Linked DNA regions of Homo sapiens: region 2 is linked to region 1. The links are chromatin loops, found by intact Hi-C in ENCODE. Cell type or tissue: B cell. All regions are shown on one strand. Links, peaks and the distances in the headings refer to the core of each region. The heading gives the core; the rest is flanking DNA. Region 1 holds the start of LINC02043 (long intergenic non-protein coding RNA 2043). Region 2 has its middle 10 kb from the start of EIF4A2.

The links. A loop is a pair of places that touch in the nucleus more often than their neighbours do. Peaks named below come from ENCODE experiments on the same cell type or tissue, not always from the same donor. Only the 100,000 strongest peaks of a DNase experiment are listed, where the experiment ranks them.
Region 2: it touches region 1 in a loop (7-fold over the local background); 13 of 110 quality-filtered maps call a loop at or near these places.

The regions. Positions count from the first base shown.
Region 1 is chr3:186,825,364-186,830,732 of GRCh38, reverse strand. LINC02043 (long intergenic non-protein coding RNA 2043) reads left to right here and starts at 5,212. Exons shown (of 4, transcript NR_125409.1): 1 at 5,212-5,369. It also overlaps the pseudogene MCF2L2P1. RefSeq lists a silencer at 3,140-3,379. In B cell, for the core only: no CTCF peak of the experiment used is centred there; DNase peaks (open chromatin) are centred at 3,162, 4,092 and 4,602; H3K4me3 peaks cover 1,653 bases; H3K27ac peaks cover 386 bases; H3K27me3 peaks cover 4,343 bases.
Region 2 is chr3:186,770,399-186,775,767 of GRCh38, reverse strand. It overlaps the pseudogene RNU6-1105P and the pseudogene GPS2P2. Among named protein-coding and RNA genes, the nearest start is that of EIF4A2, 10 kb to the left of the region's middle. In B cell, for the core only: no CTCF peak of the experiment used is centred there; a DNase peak (open chromatin) is centred at 2,807; H3K4me3 peaks cover 1,260 bases; H3K27ac peaks cover 1,825 bases.

The DNA.
Region 1 (5,369 bases), core at 53-5,052:
CCATTGCTGTTAGTGCAGCAAAGGGCTCTGTGTGCTTTTAAAAATTCCAGTCTGTTACATTCACAAACCTGGGTTGGATCTACAGCAGGTTCCCCCTTTGGGAAAGGCATCCTCATGACCTTACAATGGTTGCTGAATATAGTTGGAGGCAGTCATGGTTGGTGATGCCCGGAGCCCACTCCTCACCATGCTGGTCTGCAGAACTTATGCAGCCATTCCCACAAGCTGGTCTCCTCTGCTCTGCTCTTCTCCACCTCCTTTTTCAGCTGAAGTCTCCTGTGTTTCACAGCTTGCTGGTATCAACCCTCCTTCATCTCTACATATGTTTAAGAAGCAGGAGTGAAAAGGCGAAGGAAGGAGGGACTCATCTTCAATAGACAAATGAAAATAAGGGTGGGAGAAGGAGAAAGTTGGGAAGGCGCTTAAGATATCCAGAAATGTCAACTGTGTTAGGAGAAACATGGGACTCCTGAGGTTGCTCCCTACTATCTTGCAGACTTGCTGCAGGAACAAATGAGGCAGGATGTGTCAAGCACCAGGGTCAGCCCTTAAGCTTAGTGCCTTTCTGAACCCTGCAACCCTGCAGCCCCCATCAACTCGTCCTACCTGCCATGCACAGCTCCTCCGTGCCCCTGTACCTGAGCTCATGCTATTCCCTCCGCCAGGGTGCCCTTCTCATCCTCCACCAGGAGAAGACACTTGCCTGTAAGACCCAGTTCCAGTGTCACCCCTTCCTGACTGTATCAGGAAGAGTCAGTGATGGTGTTCTGTGCTCCCAGAGAATTTGCCACATCGTGTTGTGATTCTGTTTCCACATCTGTCTCCCCCACTGGACTGAATGCTTCACTCATCTTCATACCTCCCTGGTCTCTACCTGGTGCCAGACCCGTCCTCAGGGAAGGAGAGTGCTCAGGAAATAGGTATTGAATAAAGGGAATGTGTACATACATACATACGTACATACATATGTACATACATATGTAAACTTTCTGATGGTCAAATGGAAAAATGTGGGCTGAAGGATAATACAGGTAGAAGAACCTAAGATTACAGATTATTGATTTGGGAGGAACTTTATTTTATTATGCAAACAGTCTACAACTTCAAAACATGAAAGGCACTGTGTTGTTAGGAAGGGCAGTGGGAGAGGGTGGCCCCACAAAACAGCATAAAGTTCTAAAGAATTTGAAAGAGGAACACTCTGCAGGACACTGTTCCAAGGACCCCTCCCTAAGAGTCTGTCCCTTATTGGGAGGAACTTTATTTTATTGTGCAAACAATTAAAAAAACAGTTTACAACTTCAAAGCAAGAAAGGCACTGTGTTGTTAGGAAGGGCAGTGGGAGAGGGTGGCCCCACAAAACAGCGTAAAGTTCTAAAGAATTTGAAAGAGGAACGCTCTGCAGGATACTGTCCCAAGGACCCCTCCCTAAGAGTCTGTCCCTTATTGGGAGGAACTTTATTTTATTGTGCAAACAATTAAAAAAACAGTTTACAACTTCAAAGCAAGAAAGGCACTGTGTTGTTAGGAAAGGGAGTGGGACAGGGTGGCCCCACAAAACAGCGTAAAATTCTAAAGAATTTGAAAGAGGAACGCTCTGCAGGATACTGTTCCAAGGACCCCTCCCTAAGAGTCTGTTCCTTAGGCTCTGCCCGTTTTTGGCCACTTTGTCAAAGGGCTTCTTTGTGAACAAAGTGAGACATGTTATTTTTGTTTTCTTAAATTCTAAAGTGATCCTCTCAAGTCTCCTGGGAGAGACTCCTGTGAGGTGTTCGTGACCCACTCCATTCCAGAAACAAGACCAGGAGACTGAAGATTCTGCCAGATCCCACATGTAGTGAAAAAATGAAATCACCCCTAACCATTCCAAAACTGACTGAATCCTAACGGAGCTCTACGTAACTCCAAAGCAAGTGTGCTGGGATGGTCCTCAGCTTTTACATCCCCCTGCCCCCCACCCCCACCCCCGCCCCTGCTCTGTGGTGCAGGGTCACGATGGGCTCCTTCCTGTGCTCCTGGGTTCCTGTCAGCGTTCTAGCAACAGGTCTCCACTCTGAGAATGACAGGTGGTGTCAGTAGCAGCAGTTGGTTCCAGCTTGTCATTTTCCCAGCACTCCCATAACCAGCCTGATGATGCCCATTCAGAGACACCAGCACGAGCTGGCCATGTCCCCTCCCGAGTTCTGCATCCAGCTCCCAGACCCCAGGCTCTGAGCAGTGTCTCCTCCGCAAAGAACAACCCCAGCCCTGGGGCCATCTTCAGACTTCTGAGTTTTGATCATTCCAACTTCTTTTTGTTCCCTTAGCTCTTGAGGTAGTAGCTGCTTCTTGCAGTTGAAATCTCCATGATATCTCAATATCATCCTTTTTTTTTTTTTTTTTGCCTTTTTAGTTCTCCAATAGTTGTGTGACAATTCCTTATATTAAATTTTCTGTTAAAATAATTGGTGTGGGGTCTATTTCAGTGATTGGACCCTGACTGACAGCAATGTTAAACCTAAGAAATTCTGAAAGTAAATACACCTTAAAACTAAGTAAGTAAAAATTAAAAACAGAAAAGTTAATTTGCAACTTATGAAAAGAAAACATGACAAGTCTGAAGATAACTAAAAAACTAAACAGATGCAAACCTCTGACGAAAATTCTGAAAATCGGCAGGCCGCAGTGGCTCACACCTGTAATCCCAGCACTTTGGGAGGCCGAGGCGGGCGGATTACCTGAGGTCAGGAGTTCGATACCAGCCTGACCAAGATGGTGAAACCCCCATCTATACTAAAAATACAAAAATCAGCCGGGCGTGGTGCCACATGCCTGTAATCCCAGCTTCTCGGGAGGCTGAGGCAGGAGAATTGCAGGAACCTGTGAGGCGGAGGATGCAGTGAGCAGAGATTGCGCCATCGCACTCCAGCCCGGGTAACTGGAAAACTAATTTTTAAACTAACAAATCCAAACGTAAATCTCTCAGCAGTTACCTTGGAACCACCCCCTCTGAATTAACCTGTCAGGTGCTAAGTGGCTTGCACACCCGGTCCACTGCCAGGCTGGGCAGCCGGCGCTGGCGGGTGGGAGCAGCCCCGAGCCAGCTCCGGCTCCTCCTAGGCTCGGCCGAGCCTTAGGAGGCGTGGCCTCCGCGAGCGTCTGCCTCCGCCCGCCGCGCTCGCGCAGGCGCACTAGGGGTCCCCGTCCCGCGAGGTCCTTCGCCGGGCGGCGGGAGCTAGACGAGCACGCAGGGCACCCCTCGGGCTCCCGGGAGGCGGCCCTGGGCGTCCCCTTTCTGCCGCCGCCGCGGCCCCGGCTGCTTTCTGCGTAGCTGGGCAGGGCCCGGGCCCCCACATCGCCTCTCTCGGGAATGCGGGCGCTCTGGAGCCGGGGAGCCGGGGCGACCGCAGGGAGGGCAGCTCTCCGGGGTGGAGGTCCTCGGGCGCCGCGCCCTCGCCTGGAAACCAGCCGTCGCCCCCGCAGGAGTCAGCCGGCGTGGACGCCCCAGCACGCTCCTTCTTGGTGCTGCCGGTCGCCCTGCAATTCCGAGAAGAAAGTCAGAGACGCCGTGGCCCACAGAGGCGCTTAGTTTTCCTCGCTCACACTCACGTTGCTTCCTCATCGCGTTCTTCTTTTTCTCCCTGGGTGCTTTCTCTCCTCTCCAGGAAAGCGGATTTGGAGGAACAGGTTTCGTGACTGTCATCCAACTGGAAAAGGCCCCGCGAGCTGGAAGGGGGGGCGGGGGGGGGGACGGGTGCACCCTCAGAGTTATTGCTGGAGGCTGTGGCCAGGCCGGGCAATGTGGTGACTTCCGCTGGCAGGCTGAGGCCCACCCCAGCCCTCCCACCTGGGCCACGGGGCTCTCAGCGGGAGCCCCAGTTATGACCGGACACCAGCGCACCGCCAAGGAGACAGCCACGTGGGGACATGCCGGGCTAGCAGGGTCAGAGCCACTTTGAGGACTAGTGACCTCGGTTCCCTGGCTTAACCAGGTCCTTATGGGTGAGAATCCTGAAGAGGGGGAGAGGGATGGAGGCGAGGGACAGTAGGCAGGAGGAGCTGATGAATAGGAAGGAGGAAGAAGATGAAATAAACAAGAAAGAAAGAAATTACGTTCAGAGCGCTGCTCACCTTTTCCATGTCTTCTGCACCTTCATAGCCTTCAAAGGTGTCCATGGAGCTAAACTCCCTGCTGGAGCAGCCTTGGGGAAAGAAAGGAAAGGATGGGGCCTCTCTGGGGTGGGAGGACAGCCCCTCTGCCCATGGCAGGGTGTAGCAGGCAGTGCCTGTTGCAGGCGGGGTCCTCCCCATCTCTAACTCCTGCTCTCCCAGGGCCTGCACTCCGCTGGGCTGTGAAGGGAGTCTGATTTTTTCAGGCTCTTTCCAGCGCTGAAATGCCTTAATTCACTGAGAAGAAGCGTCCACATGCTTTTCATGGCCCTACCTCCCTGTTCGTCCAAGAAAACAGTCGTCTTTTTTGCTTGCCTGTCTTCTAACCATGCCTCCGTCCCTTCTTCCTCCCCTGTCTATTTCCCACCCTCCTCCCCTTCTTGCCTCCTTTTCTTTCCCGTAATTAATGTCCATTTCCCATCTCCCTGGCAGCCTCTGCCAAGTGTCACTGCTCCCCATAAGGGAAAATAAGAGGAACAAGCAAGTGCATCCATCCCTGCCTCTCTCCGCAGTGAACTGATAAACCCATCAGTCTTGCCCGTGGTGCACCTGTTACATCCCCGGGAGGTGTTGGACACTGTGGGGAACAGCAGCCACCGCCAAATACTCAGCAACTGCCCTGTGCCTGGTGGGATGGTAGGCGTTTGTCAAAGTTTAAGCCTCACAACCCTGTAAGGGTCTCAGCCCCCTTTACAGTTGGGGAAACAGACAGCAATGGTCACTTGGCCAAGTCCTCTTGGCCTGTGGCAGGGCAGCTGGCTTCTCCAGCCCTGCTGCTCTTTACCCTCGCTCTGAGTGAGATGCGGTTTCTGCGCCACACGGCTCACAAGCCAGGGTAGGGAGCCGAGCATCTGCATAAAGCTCCCAGCACAGGGCAGCCCCAGACTGAGGCTCGGCTGAGTAATCCACGCGGCGGGAGCCGTGCTAGGAAAGTGTCTGCTCAGGCGAGAATTCAGGGAGGTTTGGGCAGGCCTTGAGGGGCGGACAGGACTGGAGAGGGAGGGCCTTCTGGGCAGAGGCATGGCGGGAGGGCTGTAGGCGGCAGTGGAGGGAGCTGCAGTTATCTGGGTGAGCAGGCAGCGGACAAGTGACGTCTCCCGGCCTGCTGCCCCAGGCCCCCCACAAGCCGCGTTCTGGGGCCGTGGCCTCCCCAGAGCAGATCAGTGGGGGCTGTGTGAGCAACACTGGGGGCAGCTGGGCAGCGCCTCCCTGGAGGCCCC
Region 2 (5,369 bases), core at 128-5,127, 55 kb after region 1:
TAGCAGGGATGCAAACAGATTATTTGTACACCAGTGTTCATAGCAGCATTATTCACAATAGCCAAAAGGTGACAGCAACCCAAGCATCCATTGACGGATCAGTAGATAAAACAAGTGTGGCTGGGCGTGGTGGTTCACGCCTGTAATTCCAGCACTCTGGGAGGCTGAGACATGAAGATCAGTTGAGTTCAGAAGTTTGAGACCAGCCTGGGCAATATAGGGAGACCCCATCTCTACAAAAAAATCAAGTAATTAGCCAGGTGTGGTGGCATGTGCTTGTGGTCCCAGCTACTCGGGGAAGGCTGAGGCAGGAGGCTTGCTTGAGCCTGGGAGATGAAGGCAGCAGTAAGCCATGATCACGCCACTGCACTCCAGCCCGGGGGCAACAGAACAAGACCCTGTCTCCAAAAAACAAACAACACAAAAAATCAAATTGTGCTTTATACATCAATGGAATATTATTCAGCCTTAAAAAGGAATGAAATTCCGATCCATGCTACAGTACGAATGCACCTTTGAAGACATTATGCTAAGTGAAATAAACCAGACACAGAAGGACACGTAGTATATGAGTCCACTTATATGAGCATAGAAACAGAAAGTAGGAGGGTTATCAGGGCCTGGGGGAGGGGAGAATGAGGAGTTACTGTTTAATGTGAACAGAGTTCCAATTTGGGGAAAAAGGTTTGCAGATGAATAGCCGTCATGGTTGTATCACATCATGAATATGCACAATGCTACTGAAGTATACGCTTAAAAATGGTTAAAATGGTACTTTTTATGTTATTCCTATTTTACCAAAATAAAAATATATTCCTAGCCAGATAATCTAGTTAGAATGAAGTTAATCCATTAGAATGTTTTGTTTTCCCACCTAATTGTAGTTGTTAGTCTACTGATTTAAAAAACAGGCCAGATACGGTGGCTCATGCCTGTAATCCCAACACTTTGGGAGGCCGAGGCGGGTGGATCACTTGAGGTCAGGAGCTTGAGACCAGCCTGGCCAACATGGTGAAACCCCATCTCCACTAAAAATACAAAAATTATCCGGGTGTGGTGTCACGCGCCTATAATCCCAGCTACTCAGGAGGCTGAGGCAGGAGAATCACTTGAACCCAGGAGGCGGAGGTTGCAGTGAGTTGAGGTCGCGCCATTGCACTCCAGACTAGGCAACAGAGCGAGACTCCGTCTCAAAAAAAAACAAAAAAAAGAAAGAAAGAAAGAAAGAAAAATACAGAGAGGAAAAAAAGATCTTGAGTCACATAACAATACAGAAGTTTCCAGATTTCAATAGAAAATCACTTAAGCCGGCCAGGCGCGGTGGCTCACGCCTGTAATCCCAGCACTTTGGGAGGCCGAGGCGGGCGGATCACAAGGTCAGGAGATCGAGACCATCCTGGCTAACACGGTGAAACCCCGTCTCTACTAAAAATACAAAAAATTAGCCAGTGCATGGCGGCGGGCACCTGTAGTCCCAGCTGCTGGGGAGGCTGAGGCAGGAGAATGACGTGAGCCTGGGAGGCGGAGCTTGCAGTGAGCCCGGATTGCGCCACTGCACTCCAGCCTGAGGGACAGGGCGAGACTCCGTCTCAAAAAAAAAAAAAAAAAAAATCACTTAAGCCAAAAATCGTGACCGGGCGCGGTGGCTCACACCTGTAATCCCAGCCCTTTGGGAAACCAAAGTGGGAGGATCACCTGAGGTCAGGAGTTCAAGACCAGCCTAGCCAACATGGTGAAACCCCATCTCCACAAAAATAGCAAAAAAATTAGCCGGGCATGATGGCAGGTGCCTGTAATCCCAGCTACTCGGGAGGCTGAGGTGGGAGAATCGCTTGAACACGGGAGGTGGAGGTTCCAGTGAGCAGAGATTGTGCCATTGCACTCCAGCCTGGGTGACAAAGGGAGACTCCGTCTCAAAAAAAAAAAAAAAAAATCATGAAGATCTCAAACTGAATGAAAAAGACAATGGATGCCAACTCTGAGATGATAGGAATGTTGGAATTATTATACTGGTCAAGGTTGTAAAGCAGCCATGACGAAAATGCTTTGGTGACCAATTATGAGCATGCTTGAGACAAATGAAAAAATAAAAAGGAAAAATTGATAAATTGGACTTATCCTTAAAACCCGTTGCTCTCTTCTTCCTTCCTCCTCCTTCTCCATCTTGTCCTTTTCCTTCTCCTTCTCCCAATGGCAAGTAGATTATATTGGCCTTGGGCTGGGACACTCGGGGGGAACCCACACCCATGGTGTGTGTGTGGGGGCAGGACGAAATTGAAGCTATCTGATGGTCACTTGCAGCATGACAGGTTCTGGCTGTGTTGGATGACGAGTTGCTGAGGGCCTGGTTGGTTGGTAGCTGCAAAACCTAGACGTTCCTGCTGGCTGCATCTTCGCGGGGAGCTGGGATTAGGCAAGGAGTCTAGGGCCTGGATGCAGAACCTGGGCATGCATGGGGGTCAGGGAGGATGGACCAGGGAAACCTGTGTGCTGGTTAGCATGGTCTATCTGCGGTTTCAAAGACAGAGCAGCACCAGAAGAGGAACCCTGTCTGGGTGTGCTGAAAGTGGCCCAGCAGAACATAAGGTTGTGGCTGGGACATGAATGCACCCCAGGGAGCACTGAACTGCTCTGAGCTGCCGACTAGGGCCATAGGCTAGCTATGTGGGCCCATATTGAGGTAGGGGCTGAGCAGTCCCAGCGGCACCGCCCAGGCTGCCTGCTCTGGGGTCCCTGCAAAAGCCGCCGCTGAGCCCACGGACTTCCGGGTCGTAAGCACGTGGGGCCTGAACATCTGCTTGGCTGGGTCAGCTGCTATGACAATGCCCGGGCGATCGTGCCCTCCAGCGCTGCCTGCATGCCGAGGAGGAAGCGAGTCCCCACGTGAATAATCGGGCTCCGCCGGCTCACAGCGGATGTCAGAAGGTCAGGTCGCTCTGCTCCTTTCGCCTCCGTTTTTCTTCCTCATGGAAACTTTCTTCAGCTGCAGAAAAAGCTGGTCCTTTTCTTTCTGCCTGGCCCACAGCTTCTCCTGCAAAGTCAAAATTTGTTCCTTCGGTCTCCTCTGGTGACATTCTCTCTTCCATCTCCTTTCTCTTCCTTCGTCTGCTCTTCCTCCATCTTCTCGCCATCACCTTATCCGCCGCCTCCTCTTCCCTCTCGCCCCGCAGCCTGCGCTCCCGCCGGGGGCGCTCCGGACACACTGTCTGCGCGACCCCCCACGGGACCCGGCCCCCAGGCCAGCTCTGCCCGCCGCCCACAAGGGCTGGGGGCACCCGCCGCCAGCCCAGCTGGCAGCTATGGCTCCTCCGAGCGCACAGGAAAACCTCGGCTTTTGAAAGACCCTGTTAAGATAAGGATGAAAAGATAAGCTATAGAGGAGAAAATATGTGCAAACCACGTATCTGGCAAAGTACTGGTATCTAGAATAGATAAAAACTCGCAAAAAACTCAACAGTAAAAAACAACAGTTTTGGCCAGGCGCGGTGGCTCATGCCTGTAATCCCAGCAGTTTGGGAGGCCGAGGCGGGCAGATTGCCTGAGGCTGGGAGTTCGAGACCAGCCTGGCCAGCATGGTGACATCCCGTCTGTAATAAAAATATAAACATTAGCCGGGCGTCGCGGCAGACTCCTGTAATCCCAGCTACTCGGGAAGCCGAGGCAGGAGAATCTCTTGAACCCGGGAGACGGAGGTTGCAATGAGCCCAGATCAAGCCACTGCACTCCTGCCTGGACAACAGAGCAAGACTCCGTCTCAAAAACAAAAGCAAAAACAAAACAGTCCTAATACAGCATGAACAAAAGATTTGAAAAACATTCTGTGCTCACTTCCACAGCACATGTATTAAAAAAATCGGAACAATACAGAGATTAGCACGGGCCCTGCGCAAAGATGACATGCAAATTCATGAAGTGTTGCATATTTTTAAAACATTAAACAAAATTTAAAAAAGAAAACAAACATTTCACTGAGGAGGATATACAGATGGCAAACAAGCATACAAAAAGATGTTTAACACTATTAGCCATTTGAGAAATGCAAATAAAAACCACAATGAAATATCGTTGTACACCTAATTAGAATGGCTAAAATAACAAAGTGACAACAACAAATTCTGACAAGTATGCAGAGAAACTGGATCTCTCATCCTCTGCTGATGGAAATGTAAAGTGAGGTGTAGCCACCTGGAAAGCAGTAGTAGTTTCTTTTCTTTTCTTTCTTTTTTTTTTTGATACGGAGTCTCGCTCTTTCACCCAGGCTGGAGTGCAGTTTCATGGTCTCGGCTCACTGCAACCTCTGACTCCCAGGCTCAAGAGATTCTCCTGCCTCAGCCTCCCGAGAAGCTGGGATTACAGGAACCCGCCACCATGCCTGACTAATTTTTGTATTTTTATTAGAGACGAGTTTCACCATGTTGGCCAGGCTGGTCTCAAACTCCTGACCTCAGGTGATCCGCCCGCCTTGGCCTCCCAAAGTGCTGGGATTACAGGCGTGAGCCACTACGCCTGGTTGCAGCAATAGTTTCTTAAAAAGCTAAACAGGTAACCACCACCATACCATGTGATCCAGCAATTTCACTCTTGGGCATTTAGCTGAGAGAAATGAAGACTTATGTTCACACAAAGACTCTGATATGAATGTTCAGAGCAGCTTTATTTATAATAGGCAGAAACTGAAAACAATCCAGATGTCTTTCAATGGATGAATGGGTAAACTGTGATATATTCATACTGTGGAATACTACTTGGTAATAAAAAGAAAGGGTCTATTTATTATTACATATCACAACCTGTATGAATCTCCAGATTATTATGCTGAATTTTAAATCAATGCTAAAAAGCTACCCCTTGGCCAGGCGCGGTGGCTCACGCCTGTAATCCCAGCACTTTGGGAGGCCTAGGCAGGTGGATCACTTGAGGTCAAGAGTTCGAGACCAGCCTGGCCAACATGGGGAAAGCCCATTTCTACTAAAAATACAAAAATTAGCTGGGCATGGTGGCGCATGACTGTAATCCCAGCTACTCGGGAGGCTGAGGCAGGAGAATTGCTTGAACCCAGGAGGTGGAGGTTGCAGTGAGCTGAGATCATACCACTGCACTCCAGCCGGGTGATAGAGTGAGACTCTGTCTCAAATAAATGAATAAATAAATAAATAAATAAATAGTTACCTCCTGCATGATATAACATTTTTGAAAAGACAAAATTATAGAAACAGAAAACACAAGTGGTTGTCAGGGGTTAAGGAGAGAATGGGGGCAGGAGACAGATGAACTGTGGCTATTAAAGGGCAACATGGGCCAGGCCCAGTGGCTCACACCTGTAATCCCAACGCTTTTGGAGGCTGAGGCAGGTGGATCACCTGAGGTCA